2 separate regions of the Homo sapiens genome follow, and region 2 is linked to region 1. Evidence: chromatin loops called from intact Hi-C (ENCODE). Cell type or tissue: A673. All regions are shown on one strand.

Region 1 (8,000 bases):
GCCTAGATCCATTAGAGGAACCACTATTTATGGCCTTACAAAATGTATTCCTTAAATGCTAAGACCCAAAAATCTAAATTAATCCTTGACCCATGAGCTGCAGTATGGATGCTGTGTTAGCAGCATGAAAACAACATTAATTTCTTTGTATGTCTCCCTCAAAGCTCTTGGGTGATTAGGTACACTGTCAATAAGCAGTAACATGCTCAAGGGAATCTTTTTTTCCTGAGTGGGAGGTCTCTAAAGTGGGCTTAAAATATTCAGCAAACCATGACACAAGCAGATGTGCCACCATCCAGGCTTTGTTGTTCTAACTTACAGCGCAGAGAGGCAAAGTTGGTTAAGCATAATTCTTAAGGGTACTAGGATTTTCAGAATGGTAAATGAGAATTGGCTTCAACTCAGTCACCAGCTACATTAACCCCAGACCAGAGAGTCAGCCTGTTGGTGTGGCCACCTTCACCGATGATGTCAGCTAGATCTTCTGGATGACTTGCTGCAGCTTCTCCGTCAGCACGTGCTGCTTCACCCTGCACTTTCATCATGTTCTGGAGACGGCTTCTTTCCTTCAACCTCATGCACTAACCTCCATTAGCTTCAAACTCTTTTTCTGCAGCTTCCTCACCTCTCAGTCTTCATAGAATTGAAGAGATTAGGCTTTGCCCTTAAGGAAATGTTGTGGCTGGTTTGATCTTCTATCCACACCACTCAAACTTTCTCCATATCAGCAATAAGGTGGTTTCATTGCTTATCATTCATGTGTTCACTGGAGTAGCACTTATAATTTCCTTCAAGAGCTTTTCATTTGTATTCACGACTGACTGGTGCAACAGGCCTAGCTTTCAGCCTGTCTCACCTTTCTACATGCCTTCCTCACTAAGGTTAATCGTTTCTAGCTTTTTATTTAAAGTGAGAGACATGCAACTCTTCCTTTCATTTGAACACTTAAGAGGCCATAGTAAGGTTATAAACTGGTTTAATTTCAGTATTTTTGTGTCTCAGGGAATGAGTGGCCTGGGGAAAAACATGGGGAATTCCCGGTCAGTAGGGCAGTCAGAATACACACAACATTTATCAATTAAGTCTGCCATCTTACATGGGCATGGTTCATGGCACCCCAAAACAATTCTAACAGTAACACCAAAGGTCCCTGATCACAGATCACCATAACGGATACAATAATGAAAAGCTGTGAAATCGTGCAAGAATTACCCAAATGAAGCACTGGGACAAGTGGGCACATGGTGCTGGAAAAATGGCACCAACAGTGTTGCCACAAGCCTTCCATTTGTAAGAGAAAAAAAAAAAAACAAAAAAACAAGCAAAGTGCAATAAAGTGAGATACGCCCTATAAATCTAAGCAGAGAAGTCTCTGCATACTGTGAAGAGTTGCGAGGCAGCTACGTAGGAGAGGAGAGGAGGTGAGTAACGCCTCTCCCTGGATCAGGGCTGTGGGAGTGGGTGGCCTGTGCTCTTCCCCACATGAGCTCTTCCGTCTACTGGCTATCACATGCTACAAGCATGTGGCATGTAAGTAATACAATTACTTAAGCATAAATGCAAATAAAACTTTTTTAAAAAAGAGAAGCTCTAATACTGGAAGACTAACAACCTGACCCCTAATTACTCTAAGTCAGCTGGTCTATGGGACGTGCTCCTGAAACGGAAGATGTGTAATCATCACCGACAACGGGAGGCAGCCACATTGCAGTGAGGACATGCTCGGTATACCAATCTAGGAAAATATTCACTTTCACACGCCAGAAACATTTCCAAACCATCTACTCCAAGACCCCTTTGTACATAATGCTATAATACGCTCCCTACGCCTGCCTCGGGGGGCCCATATCTTCTAATTTATGTTCTTCTCTCTTGTTTAAAAACAATTACATCTTGAAACAATAGTGCTGAGAGGTCCATCCTGTAATGCAGCCTCATGTGTCCCATCCAAACCCAATCCTCACCGGAGAGGAGGAAGGACTACAGCACAAGCTCACATCCAGTGGCACGAAGGAAGGCAAGGTTCTGGGGTACTTTTGTCCTTTTCCCCGCACAGATTATACTCACATCAAACACTGTTCCTCCACAGCTAAATTAATAACGACATCCAAAATTCAGCTGCGTGTTGCTTTATGTCAAAAATAAGTAAAAAATATTTAAAAGTGACCAACTTAAAAAGTGGCAATGTCGTTAAAGATCTGTGGATCAGCAAATGACAGTCCCATTTAAGCTCTCACATCACTGCCAAACACAGACAGTCATCATCTCAAGCTAACCAGCCCCCAAAACAGCATTTAAAAGAAATGTCTTTACAACAGATAATAAGCTGTCCAGAAATAGGAGAATGACTAAAGTCAGCACATTAGAAATAATCATCTAAAAAAGCCTGAGTCCACATGCACACACAGAAAACTGGTCTTGGAAGCACACAGAGCACGAGGTGTGTTCTCACAGCTGCTAACCGTGTGTGCCACATGCAGCTGAGTGCCTCCACTTCTATCCAATCACAGCAACCACCATCACCACTCACTTCCAGAATGGACCTTGCTGCTTCTCTCCTTAACTTCTCCCTTGAATTTAGGAAATTCTGAAGCAAGGGAGTAAGAGTGAGGGTGGGTGGGTGGGTGTGAAACACAAATACATATCAGCCTGTAAAAAATGCTGTAGACGCTGGCTGCGGTGGCTCATGCCTGTAATCCCAGCACTTTGGGAGGCTGAGGCGGGCAGATGACAAGGTCAGGTGTTCGAGGCCAGCCTGGCTGACATGGTGAAACCCTGTCTCTACTAAAAATACACAAATTAGCCGGGCGTGGTGGCGGGCACCTGTAATCCCAGCTACTTGGGAGGCTGGGGTAGGAGAATCGCTTGAACCCAGGAGGTGGAGGTTGCAGTGAGCTGAGATTATGCCACTGCACTCCAGCCTGGGCAACAGAGCAAGACTCTGTCTCAAAAAAAAAAAAAAAATGCTATAGAAATCCATGGGTTTTACCTAACCAAAAAAGGTGCACAGAAAATAAATGCTAAGTGACAATTATTTACCTTCCATAAGACTGTACTGTACATATTCAGGAATAATATACAATGCTTTTGACACAAGCATTAGAAAGATCGTTATTACAGAATCCTAGAACATTTTATCTGTCTTCAAAGAGGGACTATTCAAACAAGAAATCCTACACCACAGGTTAAAAGCACCAACACAACGGTGAACCTTGACAAGAACAATTCCATCTCCGACCACAAGAGGGCAAACCACCAATGGCTACACTTCCCCAGGGAAGCAGGAGAGGTGAATTGGACCATCTGGTCAATTTATCTGGAGATAAACAGCCTAAAAAAGTGCCATTTAGAGAAAAACTTCAGTTCTTGTTTACTCAGTAAAACTATTTGTACATCAAATTAAAATATAATTCAGAAGAGAAACCCTCAATTTAAAGGAAGTCAGTGTTTTCATGAATAAAGAAATGATCCTAACATGATGGTCAGAGAAGTCTCTAAGTTTGGAACCTGGCACAATTTTGTTTTCAGAAAAATCAAGCACTAATTAACTATAAATCAAAATACATTTAACACACTCTTCAAAAAAGGAAACCTAATTCCAAAATCAGAAAGCCACATAAACTACTGGAAAAAATGCAATATAGCCGCCCACCCTTATCCACGGGGGTACCCACAAGACTGCCCACTGGATGTCTGAAACTGCAGCTATATCTCTGTATATATACCAACCCTATATATACTATGTTTTCCCATCTATACATACCTATGTGTGTTTAATCTGGAAATTAGGTACAATAATGGATTAACAACAACTAATAATGAAATAGAACAATTATAACAATATACTATAACTAAAGTTATGTGAATGTGGTCTCTTCTCTCAAGATATCTTACTGTATTGTTCTCACCTGTTTCGAACCACAGTTGACTGCAGGTACTTGTAACCACATTACGCAAAGCCAGAGGTGAGAGGGAAGTCTGCTGTACTGAATGTAATTGTGATCCTAGAGTTTTATTCTTAACTGCTCTAGAGTAACACGGTAAAAAATGTGGTTTCACACTTGCCTCAAATGCCCACGGTTAAACTCAGACTGGGCTGGGCGTGGTGGCTCACGCCTGTAATCCCAGCACTTTGGGAGGCTGAGGCAGGTGGATCACTTGAGGTCAGAAGTTCAAGACCAGCCTGCCAACATGGTAAAACCCTATCTCTACTAAAAATACAAAAATTAGCCAGGCATGGTGGCACGTGCCTATAATCCCAGCTACTCGGGAGGCTGGGGCAGGAGAATCGCTTGAACCCAGGAAGCAAAGGTTGCAGTGAGCATCACTGCACTCCAGCCTGGGCAACAAGAGTGAAACTCCATCTCAAAATAAAATAGTAAAATAAAATTAAAAATAAATAAACTAAAATAAAACTAGCATGACTTTCCATACAATATGCTTAGGTAATTAGAGAACAACAGGGACAGAAGGTTATTCCTTTGGTTCAACCATCAGATAAAGTTTAGCAAATGCATCACTAATATGCTCAAAAATGACATTTCTTGAATTTTAAAAAATAAACAGGAAAAAAAGGGAAATTTTCCAAAGTTACTTAGGTCTCAGTTTGGCACAAACCCTATTGTGATGGTTAATACTCAGTGCCAACTTGATTGGATTGAAGGACACAAAGCATTAATCCTGGGTGTGTCTGTGAGGGTGTTGCTAAAGGAGATTCACATTTGAGTCCGTGAACTGGGAAAGGCAGACCCACCCTTAAGCTGCTGGGCACCACCTAATCAGCTTCCAGCAAATATAAAGCAGGCAGAAAAACGTGAAAAGGCGAGACTGACCTAGCCTCCCAGCCTACATCTTTCTCCCATGCTGGATGCTTCTTGCCCTCAAACATCAGCCTCCAATTTCTTCAGTTTTGAGACTCGGACTGGCTCTCCTTGCTCCTCAGCCTGTAGATGGCCTATCGTGGGACCTTGTATACATATACACATATACGTACACGTACACATATACATACATATATGAATCCATAGGTGTATGAGGGTTCTTTAGAGGGACAGAAGTAATAGAGGGACAGAACTAATAATATTCTCCTATTAGCTGTATATATAGATAGATACAGATAGATATATCAAGGGGTTTATTAAGGGGAGTTTATTATATATACATGTTATATATATATATAAAGGGGAGATACATATATATATACATATAAAGGGGAGATATATATCTATATATAGATATATATAGATATGTATCTATATATATAGATATATAGATATGTATCTATATATAGATATATATAGATATATATCTATATATATAGATATATATATGTCTATATATATCTATATATATAGATGTCTATATATCTATATATATAGATATATATATCTATATATAGATATATAGACATCTATATATATAGATATATAGACATCTATATATATAGATATATATATAGATATATATATAGACATATATATAGATATATATAGACATATATATCTATATATAGATATATATAGACATATATATCTATATAGATATATATAGACATATATATCTATATAGATATATATAGACATATATATCTATATAGATATATATAGACATATATATCTATATAGATATATATAGACATATATATCTATATAGATATATATAGACATATATATCTATATATATATGAAAGGGAGTTTATTAGGTATTAACTTACATGATCACAAGGTCCCACAATAGGGGGATGTATATGTATATATGTATATGTAGATATATATATATCTCCCCTTTATATATATATAACATGTATATATAATAAACTCCCCTTAATAAAGTTCCCTTCATATCTATATATCTATCTATATCTATATATATAACTAACAGGAGAATACTATTAGTTCTGTCCCTCTAAAGCACCCTAATACACCTATGGATTCCGTGTGGCCCCTGCAAAGAGCTCCTTGATGGCAACACACCATGTACACGCACATACGTTGAAACCGGGCACGCACACACGCTCAGACACGCCTAAGACATGAGTAGTGGCTTCGGGTAGAACAAAGTGAGAGCACTGTTCCTCATGAGAGCCATGTTTCTAAACACGCCCTGCCGGTCCTTTGGAGGGCGTCCTCTGCTGCTGCCAGCTCAAGGGCCCACAGTCCACTCAAAAGCGGGGGCTCACGATGCCTTCCTGTGGGCTATCAGGGGTAACAGCATACTGCAAGACAAATTCCCACGGCAGATGACACTGACGACATTCAAATGTGTCTGAAAATCACTTCCAACTGGAGAGGATTTTGAGATCCACAAACCCCATCTTTTCAGCGTAATTTCCTTGCTCTGGGTTACTTCTAAAAAATCCACAAGGAGAAATACATGAAAAGTAAAACCCCACTCACCTGCACTCTTACTGTGGTGGTTCAGAGTCAGTCCAGGATTCACACTTAAAGGAGGAGTTCACTTAAGAATTAAAGAAAGTCAGAAAGACCAGCTGGAACAAGCGTCTGTCCCTACTCCAAAGGTGCGTCCCACTTAGCAGTTCTGTAACCTCAACTCTCCTTGGCAAAGGTGAGCAACGAACGAGGTCCTCCTTCCTCTGCCCTGGCTCAAGTGTCCTCCTGGAAAGTCCACTGGCGCCACCTCAGGCCTCTCGGCCCAGGGCTGCTCTCATTGGTTCCCAGGAAAAAGATCTCTCCAACTGGTGGGGCTGGGCTAGGAGATGGGCTCACAGGATGGACCGGGCCTGCCCTAGCCCTAGGTCTCCAGGAAGGCTCATGCAGGCCAGTGCCATCCAACTGAGTCACAGACTAAACTGCATCTCCTAACAGTGATGTCTATCAAGTTGACATTTCCACGCCTCAGCATGGTGCCAGTGCCGCGCTCTCAGTGGGCTCTACACATGAACGGATTTTTTTAAAGGATGTCATGTACTTGCAACCCACCCCCTTCTTAATATCCCAGCAATACTTGTCTTCAAGGGTTATGAGGAGAACTGAAGTTGCAAATGGAAAGTACTTTATACATTAACTGGAACATAACAAGCAGCCGGAAAAAAATTCTGCCCAAGTCGATTTATTATAATAAAAAATACTGCCTTTTAAATTATCATTATTAACAACTACAAAAAACAGTAGCAACTTCACATCCAACAGGATGGCTATTACTTTAAGAAAAAAAAAAACAAGTTGGCGAGAACACAGAAGCAGCAGAACCCTGTGCACTGCTTGTGGGAATGCGACATGGTCCAGCCGCTGGGGAAAACCACGTGGCAGTTCCTCCAGACTTAATCACAGAACCACCATCTGACCCAGCAATTCCACTTCTGGGTATATACAGAAAAGAACTGAAAAGCAAGGACTCAAATACTTACACAACCATGCTCCTAGCAGCATTATTCACATAGCCAAGAGGTGAAAGTAACCCAAGTTCCCATCAACACACAATGTTGTACATACATATGATGAAATATTATTCAGCCTTACAAAGGAAGGTAACTCTGTCATATGCTACAGCATGGAAAACCCTCCAGCACTTTATGCTGAATGAAATAAGCAGTCAAAAGACAAAATGACTGCACTTACACGAAGCACCAACGGTAATCAAATTCAGAGACAGAAAGCAGAATGGTAGAGGGCAGGGGCTGGGGAGGGGAATGGGGACTGTTTAATGGGAACAGAATTCAGTTTGAGAAGAAACAGTTCTGGAGATAAACGGTGGTGATGGTTATAAAACTGTGAATGTACCTAGTGCTACTGAACAGTACACTTAGAACTGGTAAAAATGGCGAACTGCTTTACATATATGTATACATATACATACAATAAGAACAGGCAGGTGCTGTTCCTAAAAATTCCAACACCAGAGAAGTTTACAAATAAGGGCTGCCATCTGCCTTATTAAAATACTTGTTTTCTGAGGTCACTGAGAAAATATTTTTACATCAAAATTGTCATATTCCCATTTGTAAATCTTTTTTTCTTGCTACCTTAGAAAAACAATAGCAG
Region 2 (8,000 bases), 630 kb after region 1:
TCTAAGTGATTGCCATGATTCAGCATATTTTTCAAAAGCACAAATGATCAGCGAAAATGTTGATGCAGTTATTGATCTGCTTGACCATGGCTGGGACGCTTCTCTCCTCAGCCTTCTCTCTCAGCTGCCGGTTGCAGCAGCGGCAGCACCCTCAGGGGCGGTGGGGGAGATACAGGCAGGACCCCTGGAGGAGCACAGAGCTGCCTCTGCAACTTCACTCCCACTGCAGCTCCGCAGGTCAGCGTGGGGGGCCGGGGAGCAAGCTCGTTATCAGCATCTCAGACGACCCCGGCCCTTCCCATGTTCCTCACACGTGCATGTGGTGCTGTCGGGGTATTCTTGTTCATTTTCTCCTACATCAAACTCACATTTGGATGGAGACATGTATTTCTCCATCGATTTTTTCCCATCCATTCTCCCTGCATTTACCAAAACAAGCCACATTGAACCAGAGGATCTGAGAGCATGGAATTCACCTTTCTGATCCCTATGCAGTTCAGAAAGTCAGACTGAGAGGGAGCGAAACACAGCTGTGTGTGTGCACTTCTGTATTACATATCAATCATAATACATGAAGTGACAGGCTTTTCTTCAGAGCTCCAATCTCAAAGAATCTAGAAGGCCCACATTTTCAATAAAAACCTCTAATAGAATCATAACCTAAAGGAAAAAGCACCAGGTTGAGTTTGGATTTAAAGTTCCAATTCCTAAGCTTTAAGAATTTAAGAGAGTTACTTAAACTTTTTGGTTCACAGAGTTTTTTTATCATCAAAAAATGAAATATTTGGATTAGATAAACTTCAATGTTTCTCTAAGCTCTAGAGACGTGTGTTTGGTATAGTAATATATTTGCTTATATTTAACCTTTATTTAGTTTGTAGCTTTTTTGTTTGTTTGTTTGAGATGGGGTCTTGCTCTATCACCTGTCTGGACTGCAGTGGTGTGAACATGGCTCACTGCAACCTCCACCTCCCAGGCCCAAGTGATCTTCCCACCTCAGCCTCCCGAGTGGCTCATGCCTATAATCCTAGCACCACAAGCCTCAACCACCATGCCCGGCTAATTTTTGTTCTTTTTTAGTAGAGACTAGGTTTCACTATGTTGCTCAGGCTGGTCTCAAACTCCTGGACTGAAGCAATCCATCCACCTCAGCCTCCCAAAGTGCTGGGATTATAGTCATGAGCCACCATACCCAGCCAGTTTGTAGCTTTTAAAATATTGTTTTAAAGCTTTCTAAGATGAGAGCCAGGGCCAGAACTTTGAGAGCCTGAGGCAGTAGGATTGTTTGAGGTCAGGAGTTCAAGACCAGCCTGGACAACATAGCAAGACTGCATCTGTACAAAAAATGTAAAAATTAGCCTGGCATGGTGGCAACGTGCCTGTAGTCCTGGTTCCTCAGGAGGTTGAGATAGATAACAGGATCACTTGAATCCAGGAGTTTATATTTACAGTGAGCTAGGAATATGCCACTGCACTCCAGCCTGGGCAACCGAGCTAAACCCTGTTCCTAAAAAATAATAAATAATTAAAAAGCTCTCTTAAGATGCATAGTAATGTTCTCGAGGATTCTCAGTAGTCTGTAATTTGTATACAGCAAGTTGTAAATGATACAGAGACAAATATCTCCCCTGTACCTTTTGTTAAGTTTTTCTCCAAAGTGAAAATTAGAGAAGGGTGGCTAGGTGACTTCACCTGATTAGAAGCCAGGTGACTTCATTTCCACAGATGTCATTGGTATACATGACAGTCTCCATAAGCTGAGGAGTGCAGCCTCCATGCTAGAATAGTTCCTATTTCTCAGTTACTCTTAGTGAATTGTGTAGGGCAGGAAAAAAAATGGTTTCCTCTGTCTTCTTAGGTACTGTAGCTGGGGCCTGTGAATCACACTGATAAAAGATAGATTCTTTTTTTCTCTTTTTTTGAGGTGGAGTCTTGCTCTATTGCCCAGGCTGTAGTGCAGTCACGCAATCTCAGCTCACTGCAACCTCTGCCTCCCGGGTTCAAGTGATTCTCCTGCCTCAGCCTCCTGAGTAGCTGGGATTACAGGCATATGCCACCACACCTGGCTGATTTTTGTATTTTCAGTAGAGACGGGGATTTCACCATGTTGGCCAGGCTGGTCTCAAACTCCTGACATTAGGTGATCTGCCCGCCTCAGCCACCCAAAGGGCTGGGATTACAGGCGTGAGCCACTGCGCCCGGCCAAAAGACAGATTAATAGGAGGAAAGGCATATAAATTATATTTTATGTTAATTTTTTTTTTTGAGACAGAGTCTTGTTCTGTCACCCAGGCTGCAGTACAGTGGCATGATCTTGGCCCACTACAACCTCTGCCTCCTGGGTTCAAGCGATTCTCCTGCCTCGGCCTCCCAAGTAGCTGGGATTACAGGCATGCGCCACCACGCCTACCTAATTTTTGTATTTTTAGTAGAGATGGGGTTTCACCATGTTGGCCAGGCTGGTCTCAAACTCCTGACCTCAAGTGATCCGCTGGCCTTGGCCTCCCAAACTGTTGGAATTACGGGCGTGAGCCACTGCACCTGGCCTTCATGTTAATATTTTAATAAGTTTTAATTTTTTGTGTGCATGGAGGACTTCACAGGAAAGAAATGAAGACCCACAGGAGCAGTTAAACATGGGGCTGGGGGCCAGCCGCGGTGGCTCATGCCTGTAATCCCAGCGCTTTGGGAGTCTGAGGTGGACAGATCACCTGAGGTCAGGAGTTCGAGACCAGCCTGGCCAACATGGTGAAACCCCATCTTCTAAAAATACAAAAATCAGCCAGGCATGTGGCATGCACCTGTAATCCCAGCTACTCAGGAGACTGAGGCAGGAGAATTGCTTGAACTCAGGAGGCAGAGGTTGCAATGAGCCAAGATTATGCCACTGCACTCCAGCCTGGTGACAGAGCAAGACTCTGTCTCAAAAAAAAAAAAAACAAAAAATGAAAAACAAACAAAAAACAACCCACAAAAAACCAAACAACAAAAACCGTGGGGCTGGGGTTCTATGCCCTTTTAACAAAGGGCTATAAATTGTGGAGACAGGACAAGACCAAGGAAAAAGAGTTTGGGCTTCTAGAGGTGGTAAACTGTGGAAAGGAGCATATGAGGAAAATGAACAGAAGGGAAGGGTTATAGGGTTATTTAGTAAAGCTAGTTTACGCAGACGCATCCTGGTGCCATCTCCATTGTCAGTGATGATGTTGTTCTTCCCTTCCCGGTATGAGAGATGGGGACACCCCCATGACAGAAATTTATGCCCGGCTTTTAGGCAGAGAGGGGAGGGCAGAGAGCCTTTCCTGTGTCTACTTTTTCTCAATTGCCTTCCAGTTCAAAATAATCTTTATGCCAAAGTGGCATATCTTGAGGCGGCATATTCTAATCCCCTTCTATTGTAATATATAATGGAAACTGAGACTTCAGCAGTGCTGTCTACTAGAACTTTCTGTGATGAAGGAAATGTTCTGTGCCCGCACTGTCCTATATAGTAGCCACTAGCCACATATCTGTTGAGCACAAGAAATGTGGCTGGTACAACTGAAGAGCTGAATTTTAAATTTTATTACATTTTCATTAATTTAAATTTAAATACGCATGTGTGGTTGGTGTCTGCCATATTGAATAGTAGAGCTCTAGAACATTAAGAACTTAAACAGAAAACACTCATTTAGCTTTGAGCATGAGAAATTTTACATTGTTGTATTACGTACGACACCTAATACTCCAAGTTGTTTCCTGACGGGACATTTACTTTTTAGTTTAATATTTGCCTGTAGTGCCCTCTACTGTCTCTAGGATGACTGTGTTGGGAAATGTCCCCAACTTGAGTTCCTTCAGATGACATTCTGTTCCAGGGGCCCTGCAGTTTAGCCCAGAGCTGTCATTATCAGATGGTTTGTATTTAGGTCTGATCCTTCAAGTAGAACTTCTGATGAAGATAAAACTTAAACCAATAAAGAATTATGTAATTCTATCTTATTAATGAAAGGATCATAGACCTTTGGGAATTTTTTTTTTTTTTTTTTTTTTTTGAGAAGGAGTTTTGCTCTGTCACCCAGGCTGGAGTGCAGGGATGCGATCTTGGCTCACTGCAACCTCCACCTCCCGGGTTCAAGCAATTCTCCTGTCTCAGCCTCCTGAGTAGCTGGGATTACAGGCACATGCCACCACACCCAGCTAGTTTTTGTATTTTTTAATAGAGGTGGGGTTTCGCCTTGTTGGCCAGGCTGGTCTCGAACTCCTGACCTCAGGTGATCTGCCCGCTTCGGCCTCCCAGAGTGGTGGGATTACAGGCGTGAGCCACCGCGCCCAGCCTGGGATTGTTGATTCTCCATTGTTTCGTTCAATCTTTCCTTCTTGACGGAAGTAATATCGCTGGGCGTTGTTAAAGGCTTATGTCTAACATTTATATTCTGTGTTAGAGTAAAAATAGCCAGAAAATCCAGGACTTGATTTGCATGGGTCTGAGGCATATGTGGGGCAAAGCCGCAGGAGGCCCTGAAAATGACACCAAGGAATTCAAGTCCAATCCAGAAAGTGTGGAAACCCAAAGAGTCATCTTCAGGAGGGGCCACAACTGCCATTTGTTCTATAGATACATCAATTTTATGAGTCAGAATCATTTCTCATAGTAGACTCAGAGGCAGGGAAAAAAAAAAAGAGAGAGAAGTCAGACTGGGTTCTGCTTAGGGGATGTGGAAATATTAAATTCAAAACAGTATTTGGCATAAATGTTCATGGGGAGAAAAAACGATGGCCTTTAGGGAGGAAGATGATTTTCATACTCAGTATGCCACATGAATCACGAAGTAAAAATTCAAATATCAAAGTTATATTAACTTCCCTCTAGAAGATGGGAGGACAATTAGAAACATGAATAAACCGAGCATGATGGCTCATGCCTATGATCCCAGCACTTTGGGAAGCCAAGGCAGGAGGATTGCTTGAGCCCAGGATTTAGAGACCAGCCTGGGCAATATAGCGAGACCCCATCACTACAAAAAAAATCTTAAAAAGTTAGCTGGGTGTGGTGGCGTGCGCCTTAGTCCCAGCTACTCCGGAGGTTGAAATTGTAGGATTGCTTAGACCCAGGAGTCTGAAGCTGCAGTGACTGCACTCCAGCCTGGGCGACAGAATGAGGCCCCCTGTTTTTAAAAATAAATAAATAAGTACATAAAAATAAAAACAAAAGAAAACATAAATAAGAGTACAGAAATTCATATAGGTTTAGATGGATCACAAATAAATATTTTTATTTTATCTGTTTTTTTGAAATGGGATCTTATTATGTCACCCAGGCTGGAGTGCAGTGGTGTGATCTTGGCTCACCACAGCCTTGAACTCCAGGGCGCAGGTGATCCTCCCATTGAGCCTCCCAAGTAGCTGGGACCACAGATGGCACCCCACCACGCCTGGCTATTTTATTTTACTTGTCTTTTTTCATTTTATTTATTTATTTTTTTTGAGACAGAGTATTGCTCTTGTTGCCCAGGCTGGGGTGCAATGGCGTGATCTCGGCTCACCACAGCTTCTGCCTCCCAGGTTCAAGCGATTCTCCTGCCTCAGCCTCCCAAGTAGCTGGGATTACAGGCATGCACCACCACACCTGGCTAATTTTTGTATTTTTAGTAGAGACAGGGTTTCTCCATGTTGGTCAGGCTGGTCTTGAACTCCCGACCTCGGGTGATCCGCCTGCCTCGGCCTCCCAAGGTGCTGGGATTACAGGCGTGAGCCATGGCGCCTGACCTATTTTATTTGATTTGTAGAGATAGGGTCTCAGTATGTTGCCCAGACTGGTCTTGAACGCCTGGCCTCAGGTAATCCTTCCTCAGCCTTCCAAAGTGCTGTGATGACAGGCATGAACCGCCACCCCCAGCCAGCAAAGAAACATTTTAAAGAAAAGCACGGAGTTAACAATAACACTGTCTTGCCTTCACTTCAAAATGCCAAATGAATAAATCAAATGTAGGAGTGCTCAGAAGAGCAAGAAACATTTGCAGCTCTGCATCTGCGGAAATTAAGAGACACTCTAGGTAGCCAGCTTGGCGCCTGATGAAGTTTCTAATGTGGACCATCGTGATATGGTTGTGGGTATAGATTTAATTAGACATTTGAGAGGCAGAATCAATAGGTTGAAGGCTACTGAATTCATTTAAGCAAATATGTGACTATGCTTTACATGCACGGGGCACCTGCAAGATGCTGGAGGATAACCACATGAACACGCGCAGTTTCTGGTGTTGACCCGCTTAGATCTGGCGGGTCCAGGAAACACAACTCAGGTGCCCAGAGCCACGCATGTTAGGCCATTGGAGTCCTGAGAAAGGAGGAAGAACAGCTCTGGGGGGCCACCCAAAACCTTCATACTGGCTGGCATAGATAGAATTCTGCCACTTGACGCAGGAAGGCTGGTTCTCCTCCGGGTCTGGAGGTAAATCCAGACGGGCCCAACCTCAGCACTGCGGTCCCATTTCCCTTGCTGATTGTGATGAACGAGTGGCTTTTTATCATCACTGTAGCAACCATAGCCACCAAGCTGTGAGGGAGGGAAGCCTCCAGGAGTGGTTTCTTTGCTCTTAGAGAGAGGTGAGAGACATGGGGACCAGTGTGCACATGAAGCCTGGAACTGGAAAAGCTGCCCCGTAACCCTGAGGGCATCCGACTTGAACATGAGCCAGCATTCCAAGGAGGGCAGGGCGGGAAGGTGGAAAACCTGAGTCCTTGGCGACACTGAGTGAGCGAATTCTGGACCTGCCCTGTGGGTGACCAGCTGTCCTGGCTTGCCCAGGACTTTTCAGTGATAGCACTAAAGTCCCTCCTACCTGCCAGGCATTGTGCTGAGGAATTTACATACATCATTCTCTTTGCCTCTCACCACGACTTTTTTCTAAAACTACTGGAGATAATTATAGAATCACATGCAGTTAAAAGAAATAATACAGAAACAGCTCAAATGCTCTTCACCTAGTTTCCTCCAATGATAGCATCTTGCAAAACTACAGTACAAGATGGCAACCAGAATGGTGACATTGTTACAGGCCAAATTTACAAACTTTCTGTCAGCACAAGGATCCTTGATATTGACCTTCTGTAGCCATACTCACTTCCCTTTCACCCCAACCCTCTCCTTAACCCCTGGCAACCATGGAACTGTTTTCCATTGCTATAATTTTGTCATTTCCAGAATGTTATAGAAATGGAATCTACAGTATGTAACCTTTGGAATTGCTTTATTTTCCCTCCAGCTCAGTGTGATTCTCTGGAGGTTCATCCGGGTTGCTGCCTGTGTCAACAGTTTGATTCCCTTCTCTGCTGAGCAGTAAGTATTCCATGGTATGGATAGGCCAGAATTTGTTTAACCATTCAGTCATTGAAGAGCATCTGTGTTATCTCTAGCATTGGGCTAGTATGATTAAAGCTGATGCAAGCATGTATGTGTAGTTATCATGTGAACATGTCTTCAGTTCTCTAGGATCACGCCCAGGAGTGCAATGGCTGGTCATGTGGTGGTTGCATATTTAGTTTTTGGTTTTGTTTTTAAGAAACTGCCAAACTGTTTTTTAAAGTAGCTGCACCGTTTTACATTCCTGCCAGAAATGTATGAGAGATCCAGTTACTCAAAATCCTCATCAGCATTTGATATTGTCACTTTTAATTTTAGCGATTCTGGTTGGTAGATATGTAGTTATATCACATTGTGGTTTTAATTTGTGTCTCCCTAATGGCTAGTGATGTTGAATATTCTTTCATGTCTTTGTCATCCATATATCCTCTTTGGTGAAATATATGCTCATTTTTTTTTTTTGCCCATCATCTAATTGGATTGTGTGGTTTTTTTTAACTGTTAAATTTTGAGAGTTCTTTATATATTCTAAGCACTAGTCAGTTGCCAGCTATGTGGTTGGTAAATATTTCTCCCACTCTACAGCTTATATTTTCATTCAATAGGGTGTTTCACAGAGCAAAAAGTTTTAGTTCTGATAAAGTTCAATTTAAAA

Evidence for each region. A loop is a pair of places that touch in the nucleus more often than their neighbours do. Peaks named below come from ENCODE experiments on the same cell type or tissue, not always from the same donor. Only the 100,000 strongest peaks of a DNase experiment are listed, where the experiment ranks them.
Region 2: it touches region 1 in a loop (7-fold over the local background); 6 of 110 quality-filtered maps call a loop at or near these places.

What each region holds. Positions count from the first base shown.
Region 1 is chr13:111,218,823-111,226,822 of GRCh38, reverse strand. All of the region lies in intron 5 of ARHGEF7 (Rho guanine nucleotide exchange factor 7), which reads right to left. Among named protein-coding and RNA genes, the nearest start is that of ARHGEF7-AS1, 74 kb to the right of the region's middle. In A673, a CTCF peak has its summit at 3,234 (motif pointing right); a DNase peak (open chromatin) is centred at 3,262.
Region 2 is chr13:110,589,457-110,597,456 of GRCh38, reverse strand. No RefSeq gene overlaps it. Among named protein-coding and RNA genes, the nearest start is that of NAXD, 22 kb to the left of the region's middle. In A673, a CTCF peak has its summit at 3,795 (motif pointing left); a DNase peak (open chromatin) is centred at 3,786.